Regions from separate parts of the Homo sapiens genome. Here regions 1 and 3 are each linked to region 2. Evidence: chromatin contacts called from ENCODE Hi-C or POLR2A ChIA-PET data. All regions are on one chromosome and are shown on one strand. Each heading gives the region's core, a stretch centred on a gene start or an enhancer-like site at or near the end of the contact. The rest is flanking DNA. Distances are from core to core; before and after follow the strand shown.

Region 1 (3,912 bases), core at 1,238-3,737, 280 kb before region 2:
TGAGAGGCTGAGACATGAGAATCGCTAGAACCTGGGAGGTGGAGGTTGCAGTGAGCTGAGACTGCACCACTGCACTCCAGCCTGGGTGACAGAGCAAGACTCCGTTTAAAAAAATAAATAAAATAAAAAATAAAATAAAAGTGTAATTGGATTGTTTGTAACTTAAAGGATAAATGCTTAAGGGGATGGATATCTCATTCTCCATAATGTGATTATTACACCTTGCATGCCTCTATCAAAACATCTCATGTAGCCCATAAATATATACACCTACTAGGTATCCACAAAAATTAACAACAACAAAATAAATAACAGCCATCAAAGGAAGAAGATAGGATAGTAAGTGAAGGGGAACTAAGGATGAAGGGAAGAAACCTTCCCCCAGGTAACACATGGGTGTGCCTGAGCATGTTTACATGTTCGGGGTAGGGCAGTGAGGAGGGAAATGCTGAAGACACAGGGGAGAAAAGATAATTGATGGAGCAACGTGGCAGAAAGACACATAATTCAAAGCAGAGTTCTAGCCTTTACAAAAGCAATGCTAGTGGCTTCCCAATTTAGGGGTTTAAGTGCCTGACCTGAACCTCTGTTCTAAACCAGGATAGCTTCATGACTGTTAATAAGGTCCCCTGACTCTAACCCCATGTTTGTATTCAAATATCTACACTTCTTGAATCCCAGATGATCTGGTGGTTTTATAATGCTCTTTAAGAAATATAGGCAGAGTGCATCTAGGTATCATGAACCTCTATTGCTCATTTGAAATCATCTGCTCTTCTGACCCCAGAGCTTCTGCAACTACTTCCTGAATCCATTCAAAGAATTGCCATCTATGAGGTTAAATCCCTAACCCATGTCCAGGGTATATTCCCCTTACATGCAGCAATGGCCCCCCACCAAGGTAGGCCCAGATCAACATGCATAAATTCCAGTAAATTCTGGATCAGTCCCACTGGGGTGTATGACCCCAGCCCCAGTTCAGCGAAGCTCTGCTCTGCAGCAGTTTGGACTACATCTGCAGTCTCTCCAGAAGCCACCTCAGGTACTGCTGTGGGTGAGGGAGTTGCAGCAACAACAGGAGGGGCCTGAACCTGTGTGAAAGAAAGCCTTGTATTATATTTATTCAGTAGCGAACACAAAGCAAGTGAGATCTTTTTATAATAACCAGTACTGGGTTCTGTTCTCTCTACTTCTTGTTCTTCCAGGTTAGCCTAGTGTCTGCAGATTTCAAGCTTAAAAAGGACATCTCATTTTTATCAATAGTTAGGAAGAGAAGTTACTTTGAGTAAGAATCCATGACTTCCCTTCATGCTGGGAAGTTATTTCTTTTATCACTGTTTTCCAAACTTCAGCCATTTGAATATCACTATCATGATTTTTGCCATATATTAACATGAAACAATTGCTTTTCTTTAAAACAGCTCAGAAAACCAAATATAACATCTCTCCTGTTGTACTTTCAATCATTTCCCCACTGAATTGAAAATCCATCCTAAGCAGAGATGCTATCATTTTGGAGAGCTGTGTGGAGCGTGGACAAGAACTCTGCTCCATATTCCCCCTGCTCCCAAACAAAACAAAATATGAAACCAACCAGGAAACACCACTCCTAATATTGCAGGAACGAAAGGCCTCTTACCTGGACTTCTGCAAAAGAGATAGCAGAGGTACTGAGGCTGCGGGGGCCGGAAGCCGCAAGGAAGAGGTAGTGTGGGCGACAGCAGCACGGGGCTGCTGGGAATAGGAGCCGTGTGGTCAGCGGTTTCCCAAGCCATTGCGAGGGCCCTGCGACGCTGTGGACCTGAGCGTGTAAAAGGATGATGGAGCCCCTTTACCGGGAGCAGAAGTCCTCGCGTGGGTGCAAACGGGATTCATTATGCTAACTCCCCAAGAAGCAGGCAGCTCGGCCACTACAGGGGAGGACATTGCTATCACCGCGCGCAGACCGCTAGCCCGAAGGCATGCAGCGGGTGGTGCCTGCAGAGCGAAGCTCGAACCTGGGTTCCCCGCATCTCAGTTATCGCAGACCCACATCGGAGGGCCCTGAGAACGAGGCCGAGGTGCTCTCGCCAGGAGCCAAGCCAATTCCAGAAGCTGACACCGGGCTGCTGGGCCCATAGTGTCGGGGACTAACCCTAGCGCGTCCTCACATGACCCGAGGTCATGACATTCAGGTCCCGGTGAGCAGGTCAGCGTCTGCTGATACCCCTAGCACGAGCTGTCCTGGGGCCTGGTTCACTGGGTCAGGGCAGCATCCCGGTGCTCTGCCCCGGGGCATCCTTACCCGACGCCCGGACTGTAGCAAGCGCAGAAGCTCCCGGCGTCCGCACATTAGTCCCATCGCCATTTTGCCCGGAAGAGGACTTGCTTTTGCGCCTGCGCAGTAAGAACCACAACCCCTCGAGAGGAAGCACTTTTGGAGGCGGGCATGAAGCCAGAATTGTAGCCGCAGATCAGGCGGTAAAAGAGAACGGAGCTTGGCGGCCATATTTGAAGTGGGTAAAAATCTGTAAAGCCACGTTACCATTAGCACGCAGAGAGCCTTTTCTGGAGATTGAAAGGAAGTTGAAGAGCTGGGTTAGCTATCATCGTAAGCTATCATCGTTAGTGATGGCGTAAACCTGGGTAATTTTCCTCTAATGTCGCGATTGTCCTCTGATTTGTAAGTTTAAAAATAGCCTCAGAAAAGGCTTGGCTGTACTTGCAGAGGATTTTTCCCACTCAATGATGTTCGATTCTTTTGATTCTTATTGCTAGGTAATATTGTAATCGCAGGTCCAGTGAAATTTGAGGGTAGTCTAGAGTCTGACAGAAATTAAAAGAAGGCAGCTTCTGGGAAATATTTTCCTCCCAGATAAAAAGACGAAGCTTCCAGAGGAGACTTCACCTTTCCATTTTTTTCTTCTGTAAGTGGGGTGGTGTGAGGACTGACCATGAGGGGACAAGTTTCCAGATGAAAAGCTCACGTGCAGGCCGGGCGCGGTGGCTCAGGTCTGTAATCCCAGTACTTTGGGAGGCCGAGGTGGGTGGATCACGAGATCAGGAGGTCGAGACCATCCTGGCCAACATGGTGAAACCCCATTTCTACTAAAAATACAAAAATTAGCCGGGCGTGGTGGTGGGCGCCTGTAATCCCAGCTACTCGGGAGGCTGAGGCAGGAGAATCACTTGAACCCGGGATGCAGAGGTTGCAGTGAGCCGGGATTGTGCCACTGCACTCCAGCCTGGGCAACAAGAGCGAGACTCCGTCTCAAAAAAAAAAAAAAAAAGGAAAGAAAAACTCACGTGCTGAAGATGGTTGAGGGCAAAGATAGAAAACACCCAAATACTTGATGATATCATTGAGCTGCTGTACCATGCTTGGAACTGCCTATCTCCAGACTTTGTTGTGTAAGTTAATTAAAGGTCTTGGCCGGGTGCAGTGGCTCATACCTGTAATCTCATCACTTTGGGAGGCTGAGGTGGTCTCGATAACTAGGTCAAGAGATCGAGACCAGCCTGGCCAACATGGTGAAATCCTGTCTCTACTAAAAATACAAAAAACAAAAAAACAAAATAACTAGGCGGGCGTGGTGGTGCATACCTGTAGTCCCAGCTACTAGGGAGGCTGAGGCAGGAGAATCGCTTGAATCCGGGAGGTGGAGGTTGCAGTGAGCCGAGGTGGAGCCACCTCACTCTAGCCTGGGCGACAGACTCCATCTCAAAAAAAAAAAAAAAAAGATGATTAAAGGTCTTTACTGTTTAGACTCTAAGTCTGTTGCTTGGGTGTTCTGTTTCTTGAAGTTAAAAGCATTCATCTTCAGGGAAAAAAGTTACTGGTCAGAAAGGTGGAGTTTGATTATGTTTGAACCCTTACAAAGTCTCTCAATATGCAGATTACTTTCTAAACAACAAATTATAGTTTCAGAAAGA
Region 2 (3,866 bases), core at 188-2,687:
CCCTTGAAGCTTTAATTTGATAAGACCTCAGTGGAGACTGCTGAACCCCTGGGATTTAACATCATATATTATTCATTGTTGCTGTTGCCACAGACGTGCTGATTTTGCCCCTGCTGAGCAAGGCACTTCTGCACATGGGAACTTGATGGCTAACCACACTGCATGTTCTTCAGGCAGGGCCTATCCCAGAACGTTCCAAGCTGTCTGCTAGCAAGTCTGCATTAACTCCCTCAATGCTGCATGCACGGTGTCCCTGAGTCCTTCACCACCCGCCCCGCCACCAGAGCCAGTCTTTTTAAGAATTTTGCCTGGGCTGTGTTTTTCAAAGTGCCTCTCTCTAGTGTGCATCTCTTCTTAATCACAGAAAGCAGATCTGAGTAAGTAAAACTGGGGCATTTGGCCTTTACTCAACATCAGGGCACTTAGGAGACCGGGGCCCTTTGATAAGTTTTTCCCATTTTCATTTTATCTGAATTTTACAAGTCAGTCTTCTCCAGCCTTAGTTTATAAGCACCACTTTCAGAAGTCCACCAGCAGCGCAGATTTTCAAGAAGTGCCATTAGCAACCACTGTGCCTTACTTTTATATCTAACATTTAAAAACTTTTCTAAGTACTCACACATTACCATTAGGGAAGGGTGGGTGTATATTTGAAGGAGAGAATGTACTGCTCTATTCTCACGACTCAGAGGACAGATGAATTTTCCCCTTCTCAGGTGAACTAAGTAAAGTGGAGGCTGAATCCACTATTTTGGTAACCAAAGAAAAAGTGGGGTTAAATGCTCTGCCTGAGTTAACCAGACAGTTAACTGACTGGACCTCAGTTACCAGACTGGGGATTGAGAACAGTTCTTTTCAGAGAGGTAAAGTGAAGGTAAAAGAAGAAAAGGAGCCTGCTTATAGAATTTTCAGCATTAGTTAATGAAGTTGCAGGGTTCCATTATTTCAGGCGATAAATTTAAGAGGAGTGTTAGTATCTAAGTCAGGACAATTTATATTTGGTCTACTGCATTTGCGTAGTCACGATATGCCAATTTCCTCTTTATCTTTTCGGCAAACATTTCCTGACCCTTAGCTGGATCCCTCAGGATTCTGTATTCAGTTTTTCTCCTTGCACCAATAATCTTGTTTAAGATGAATGATAGGAATGTTTTGGGCTGAAAGTAATTTAGTCTTTGTACAGTGGAGTTCTAATCCCTCTGATGGGCACCATATCCCCCCAGCACAAACATTAGATTTGGAACCTAAGCTGGAATGTTTTGGAGGGGCAAGTAATTAAATCAGAAGTGTTTGAATTCCCCCTTCCCCCACTCCCTTCAAACTTACTTGGATTCACGGTTAAGAGAGTTCCTTTTCCAAATGTCAGTTTATAGTTGCTACCTCCACTATTCTCACAGCCACAGAAGGCTTTACAGAAACAGGAACAGAAGCTGCTCTTTGCAGAAGGGTCCTGGGGGTCAATATAGTCACGATTGCTCAACTCTTCATTAAGCTACAGGTTTATAGGTTATTTGATAATAAGTCCAGAATGCAGCTGCTGTAGGTGAGTGCTGGAGTTCCAGAGGACAATATATCATATATATATAGATATATATATATGTATATATCTTTAAAGTTTTTGAAATTTAATTTTAATTTTTTTTTATCATTTTCTTTGTGACTAAGCTGCCATCATGGTTCCAGTAATCCATTTCTTTCTTTTTTTTTCTTTCCTAATTATCTTCCCTTGGCTGGTACTCAGATAGTTTCTACTTTTTGCACTTGTTGGGGTAACTATTTCTCTGCTTTTTTTTTCGTTGAAATTGCATATCAATTCACCGGATTCTGATTTACTAGAAACTGATTGTAGAAGGGGAGGGAAGCGAGACAGTTTTTACAGGGAGGTGTTTAAAAGTGGAAATTTGAGGGCTTTCCTGTCTTTCCTGGTCTGCTTCTCTACAAAGGACAATGCAAAATGAGTATACGTCCCTCAAGGAGAGCTTGCAGGACACGGTCTAGAAAGGAAAAGACTGTACTCAGCTGCATGTAGCTTCACCCTGTCATACTTACTTGGGTTGATAGTCAGCCTGGTTCCTTGGCCAAATACCAGCTTCTGGGCTCCCTGAATTACACCACAGCACGAGGCTTTACAGAAACTGCCAGCGAGGGCCCACCTCTCCCCACTGAGGAAGACATATGATCTGCCCTCCTAGCAGTCCAGGGCTGTGGCAGAGAATGGCCCGAATTTCACTGGCCAGAGAAGTTTAGGACAGGATCTCCTTGGGCTGCTCATTTTCTCTTTCACAAAGCCTCCTTTAGCAGTTGTAGACATGGTCCAGATTTTCCAGTTGCCTTGCCAATCAAATATTTAACATCTTTGTTTTCACCCCACAGAATTTTAATTTTTTTTTAAAACATTTCTTTCATCTTTTACAGAGCTCTCCCTAAAAACAGCTGGATTAAAAGAATCTTTAAAGTCAGAGTCTACTAGGTCTCCCGAGTAAAGTTAATCTGGCTTCCTCCTTAAAATTTCCGGTTTGAATGCGAGGGCCTGCTCATCTGGGACCTAATTTGTCGTGCTAAGACAGGAAAGGTGAAAAGGCAATGCAGAAAATCCAGGGGAAATCCTGCACTGTGAGATCTTCTTGTCCCTCCACACTTACTTGGATTTATTTTTGTACTCATCCCCTTTCCCCAACAGGAGCATTACCAGCACTTGTCACTAACAGGGATCCATCCTCCAAATCAACTCTAGAGACTCCCACCCACAGGAATTTTAGTGTGGAAACAGACATGGTTTCTTCCTCTGCTCAGGGAAATTTAATTGAAAAACCATTTCTAATTTTGCCAAATGGAAAGGATTAGGAGAAAATCTGTTTGCCTCTGTTCTCCTTCCTCCTCCCCCTTCGTCTTCAACAGTTTTAAACTATTTATAGAAACATCCCTTTAGGGTTAGAGAAATGTGGCAAATTTCTAATCTCTTCATCCTTTTTCTTGCTATCTATTTACCGCAGTCATGTATTTACAATCTAAATTTACATTTCATTTCCATTTGCAGGAGCTTCTAATGCACTTCTCTATTACTTCAAGAACACTGTGTATAATAATAAACTCTACAGAAATAAACCAAATCACAAGAAGCTTTCAGGTCTGGAGGCTGACATTTCTCAAGACAGGTATGGGGCAAACAACTTATTTCTCTTCCAGGCAAGACTAAGATAGGGGCAGCCCAGTCAACTGAGCAACTAGGCTTGCAGGGTGGACATGTTATGTCTAAATAACTATCTATTGAGCCTTGCTCCTTGGGATTAATTTGGATTTTCTTTTTAATCTAGTTCCCAAATACCAGCTTCCCATCTTTTAGCTCTTAGAATCTCTCTGACAGGGAAAGCTTAAGTTAAATCTCATGGGGTTTTTGAATCTCAACAAATATTTCACCTCAGTACACATCACAAATAGAGGCAACAAAAGAAGGATGAATATAACACCTTTGGGAGAGAATTTATAACAGTTCTTTGGGAAAGATGGGAATTATAAGAAAAAGTAGAATTGTGTGTGCTTTTCCTGATTATCATTTTTAGTATCTGCAGGACTGTAAATGTCCAGTCCAGTTTGGAAATGGAGCAGCTGACTCACCTGCTCTTTAGACCTTTGTTAACCAGTGAACACACAGGTTAGCGTGGAAATGCTTTTCTCTCTTATGCTGTTTTAGGCATAAGAAACTTTAGGAAGGTCGCATGGGGTTCACATAATACATACTAGGACATTCTGATTCTAGCCATTCTAATGGGGATAATAATTTGGTCATAAAAGTAGTTTTATTTTAAGATACTCATTGAATAGTTGGTATCTTTTGGGAATTATGAGCAAAAGTTAAATCCCAAACA
Region 3 (3,994 bases), core at 1,268-3,767, 310 kb before region 2:
AAAAAAAAAAAAAGATATTTTTCTTTTCTTTTCCTTTCTCTCTCTCTCTCTCTCTCTCTCTCTCTTTCTTTCTTTGAGACGGGGCCTCACACTATCATCCAGGCTGGAGTGCAGTGGTGCAATCTCGGCTCACTGCAACCTCCGCCTCCTGGGTTCAAAATGATTCTCCTCTCTCAGACTCCCAGGTAGCTAGGATTACAGGCGTGCGCCACCACGGCTGGCTAATTTTTGTATTTTTAGTAGAGACGGGGTTTTGCCATGTTGGTCAGGCTGGTCATGAACGCTTGACCTCAGGTGATCCGCCCACTTCGGCTTCCCAAAATGCTGGGATTACAGGTGTGAGCCACCACCACGCCTGGTCAAAAATGTTATTTTATTTTCTGAGACGAAGTCTTGCTTTGTTGCCCAGGCTGGTGTGCAGTAGCATGGTTATGGGCTCAATCCTGCACTCAAGTGACCTTCCCACCTCAGCCTTCCAAGTAGCTAGGACCATCAGTGTGCACCACCAAGTCCAGCTAATTTGTAATTTTTTTGTAGAGAAAGGGTCTTGCTATGCTGCCCAGGCTGGTCTCCAACTCCTGGCCTCAAGTGATCCTCACGTCTTGGCCTTCCAAAGTGCTGGGATTATAGGCATGAGCCACTGCACCTGGAGTAAAAGGTTTCTGTAGTCTGAAAGGTAAAATAATTTGAAGGCCATCTGCTATCTGAGAGAAATAACAGCACCTAGGGAGAGTGGAAGAAATAATGTATCAAAGAAGCCAGGGTGAAATTGTGATTTCAAGGTGTAGAGAGTTTCCAGGCCGGGCGCGGTGGCTCAAGCCTGTAATCCCAGCACTTTGGGAGGCCAAGGCGGGTGGATCACGGGGTCAGGAAATTGAGACCATCCTGGCTAACATGGTGAAACCCCGTCTGTACTAAGAGTACAAAAAAATTAGCCGGACGTGGTGGCGGACGCCCGTAGTCCCAGCTACTCGGGAGGCTGAGGCAGGAGAATGGCGTGAACCCAGGAGGCGGAGCTTGCAGTGAGCCGAGATGGCGCCACTGCACTCCAGCCTGGGCGACAGAGCGAGACTCCATCTCAATTAAAAAAAAAAAAAAAAAGGTGTAGAGATTTTCCCAAACCAACATTAGACAAAACAAATGGGGATGCAGCAAAGAAAAGGAAGAAGAGACTTGAAATCTCTGGGTTTAGGTAACAGATATGAGGCGTTTCCAGAGAGCTTATATCTGGACCTTCTGAGGAAACAGCAGTGGTAGAGTATTTTGGAGACACCAGGGTATTAGCAGGCCTGAGTATGCCAGTTGTGGGGTTTGGCCTTCCCCCAGGAATAGTGTGCATCTGACTATACACAGACCCAGCCTAACCTAGAAATGTGCAGTTTTTCTGAGCAACATGTGACCAAGAGCTTGCTCACACCAATTAAGCCTAGGGACTGCTATCCTTCTGCTAATTGCTGTGGGATGAATGATGTCACCAGTCAGAAGATAGCTGAGATGTCTCACTGGTGACGTGAAGTTTAAAGTAGCAAACTGAGTGGCAGGTGGAATTTTCGTCTCTTTGTCAGCTGAAGGCTGTGTATGTGAAAGAAAAAAGAACACAGAACAGAGTTCCTAACCGTAAATTCTAAGATTCTAAGATACCAGAAAGATAAACTCCTGGTAAGGGATAGAGGAGGTTTATAGGGATTGGGAGAGATGTGTATAATAAGGCTTTAGAATGGAAATTTTAGAGGCAAGGAGAAAAATGCCTAGATAAAAGTATAAATCTGGGTATTTTGGAGACTACATAGCAGAGAATAAAGGCAGAGAGGAGTTGCTCAGTAACGCATTTGGAGAAAATGGGATGGAAGATCAGAAATGATGCTTTTGAACTCTTATCTACAAATATTACAAGTAAGGCTAATAAACGTATTTGACCTTTTTTTTTTTTTTTTGTGAGACGGAGTCTCGCTCTGTCACCAGGCTGGAGTGCAGTGGCGCGATCTTAGCTCACTGCAACCTCCGCCTCCTGGGCTCAAGTGATTCTCCTGCCTCAGCCTCCCCAGTAGCTGGGACTACAGGCGCACACCACCACACCCAGCTAATTTTTGTATTTTTAGTAGAGACGGGGTTTCACCATGTTGGCCAGGATGGTCTCAATCTCTTGAACTCGTGATTCGTCTGCCTCCGCCTCCCAAAGTGCTGGGATTACAGGCATGAGCCACTGTGCCCGGCCCGTATTTGACCTTTTACTGAAAGGAGGAAACAATTTCATAGGCATCAGCGATATTTGATTAGAATATGATAATGAAAGAGTATACTTTGTTCAAAAATGATGATTTGCTAGAAGAGCTGGGATTCATGTAGTACATTAAAGAGAGAGGTACATACTTGTTTGAGGATCTGCTATCATAAGGGATGCCTGCCTTCTTTGCATAAGGTCACATTTAGATTCTTTTGATTGCAGTGAGAGGGAAATTTCAGTACACCAAGATCCAGTGAGCTGTCAAGGGTTTCACTTCCCCTTTCTCCATTTTTCAACAAATGTAATGAATAGTACCACCCAGTGCTACTTCCAGTTTTCTGCCTGCAGTTAGGTTTTTTTTTTTTTTTTTTTTTTTTTTTTGAGACAGTCTTGCTCTGTCACCCAGGCTGGAATGCAGTGGTGCAATCAAGGATCACTGCAGCCTTGACCTCCCCAGGCTCAAGCAATTCTCCCACCTTAGCCTCCTGAGTAGTTGAGACTACAGGTGCACGCCACCAGGCCCAGCTAATTTTTGTATTTTTTGTAGAATCAGGGTTTCTCTATGTTGCCCAGGCTGGTTTCAAACTCCTGAGCTCAAGGGATCAGCCCACCCTGGCCTCCCAAAGTGCTGGAATTACAGGAGCGAGCCACTGTGCCCAGCCAACATATGAGTTTTCTATTGCTTCTCTAACAAGTTACCACCAATTGAGTGGCTGAAAACAACACAAATTTATCATCTCATAATTCTGGAGGTCAGAAGTCTGAAATGGGTCTCACTGGGCTAATATGAAGTAGCACTGTGTTTCTTTCTGGAGGCTTAAGGAGAGGATCCATCTTCTTGCCTTTCCCAGCTTCTAGAGTCTCATGGACCCTTCCATTTTCAAAGTCAGCAGTAACTGGGAGAGTCTTTCTCATATTGTACTACTCTGACATTGACCTTTCTGCCTCCCTCTTTCATCTTTAAGAACTTTTGTGATTACATTGGGCCCACCCAGAGAATACAGAATGATTTCCCTGTTTTGTCACTTGATTAGCAATCTTCATTCTGTCTGCAACTTTTTTCTTTTTTTTTTTTTTTTTTGAGCCAGAGTCTTGCTCTGTTGCCCAGGCTGAAGTGCAGTGGTGTGATCTTGGCTCACTGCAACCTCCGCCTCCTGGGTTCAAGCAATTCTCCTGCCTCAGCCTCCTGAGTAGCTGGGATTATAGGCACCCACCACCACACCCAGCTATTTTTTGTATTTTTAGTAGAGACGGGGTTTCACCGTGTTGGTTAGGCTGACTCATGTTGGTTAGAATTCCTGACCTCAGGTGATCTGCCCGCCTTGGCCTCCTAAAGTGCTGGGATTACAGGCATGAGCCACTGCGCCTGGCCTCTATCTGCAACTTTAATTCTCCCTTGCCATGCAATATAACATGGCTCACAGGTTCCAGGGATTAGGGGGTGGACATCTTTGGGGGGCCATTAGTCTACCTACCACAAGTGATAGCCCAGCTTTCCACCGGAGGTGGATGAGCAGCACTCTGAAGTGATAACTTAAGGTGGATTCTTGCCCAAATTCTAGGCTTGTAAGTTAAATCTGGTTAGTGAAGTACGAGCAGAAGGGTGGGAAATCATTAGTAACGTGTATGAATTCACTAAGAACAAGCCATACTCTGCTAACCTCACTTTTTGGTTCAATTTTAATTTTTTTATTCAAATATAATATACAGAAGGAACAGTGCAATCTCATAAGTTTATGGCTTAATGAATTGTCACTAGTTGAGCACATG

What was found. A loop is a pair of places that touch in the nucleus more often than their neighbours do. ChIA-PET counts read pairs that join two places held with the same protein, here RNA polymerase II (POLR2A). Pooled maps may share reads with other maps.
Region 1: a pooled map shows a loop between it and region 2 (3-fold over the local background). The contact joins the promoter of OXA1L-DT here to the promoter of TRD-AS1 in region 2. A Hi-C loop is called at or near these places in 1 of 168 maps with a recorded cell type or tissue (A673), 1 of 37 single-sample maps with no recorded cell type and 2 of 50 pooled maps. POLR2A ChIA-PET finds 5 or more read pairs at or near these places in 1 of 52 experiments (WTC11).
Region 3: a loop to region 2 is called in a map of GM12878, with 3 times the contacts of the local background. The contact joins the enhancer-like site here to the promoter of TRD-AS1 in region 2. A Hi-C loop is called at or near these places in 1 of 168 maps with a recorded cell type or tissue (GM12878), 7 of 37 single-sample maps with no recorded cell type and 4 of 50 pooled maps. POLR2A ChIA-PET finds 5 or more read pairs at or near these places in 1 of 52 experiments (OCI-LY7).

The regions. Positions count from the first base shown.
Region 1 is chr14:22,765,137-22,769,048 of GRCh38, reverse strand. It overlaps OXA1L-DT (OXA1L divergent transcript), which reads left to right and starts at 2,487. Exons shown (of 3, transcript XR_001750638.3): 1 at 2,487-2,625. OXA1L (OXA1L mitochondrial inner membrane insertase) reads right to left here and starts at 2,361. Exons shown (of 10, transcript NM_005015.5): 1 at 2,285-2,361; 2 at 1,640-1,801; 3 at 878-1,091. The coding sequence starts at 2,347. RefSeq lists enhancers at 2,253-2,482, 2,076-2,639, 2,640-3,202, 3,203-3,766.
Region 2 is chr14:22,480,530-22,484,395 of GRCh38, reverse strand. It overlaps TRD-AS1 (TRD antisense RNA 1), which reads left to right and starts at 1,437. Exons shown (of 5, transcript NR_148361.1): 1 at 1,437-1,543; 2 at 3,038-3,155. It also overlaps TRA, the pseudogene TRAJ55, TRAJ54 and TRAJ53.
Region 3 is chr14:22,788,939-22,792,932 of GRCh38, reverse strand. All of the region lies in intron 2 of SLC7A7 (solute carrier family 7 member 7), which reads left to right. Among named protein-coding and RNA genes, the nearest start is that of OXA1L, 24 kb to the right of the region's middle. Within about 2 kb of position 2,517, at least 5 of the 41 ENCODE cell types and tissues checked have a DNase peak (open chromatin) inside an H3K27ac peak, as active enhancers do; they include GM12878 and OCI-LY7, where a contact is called at or near this core.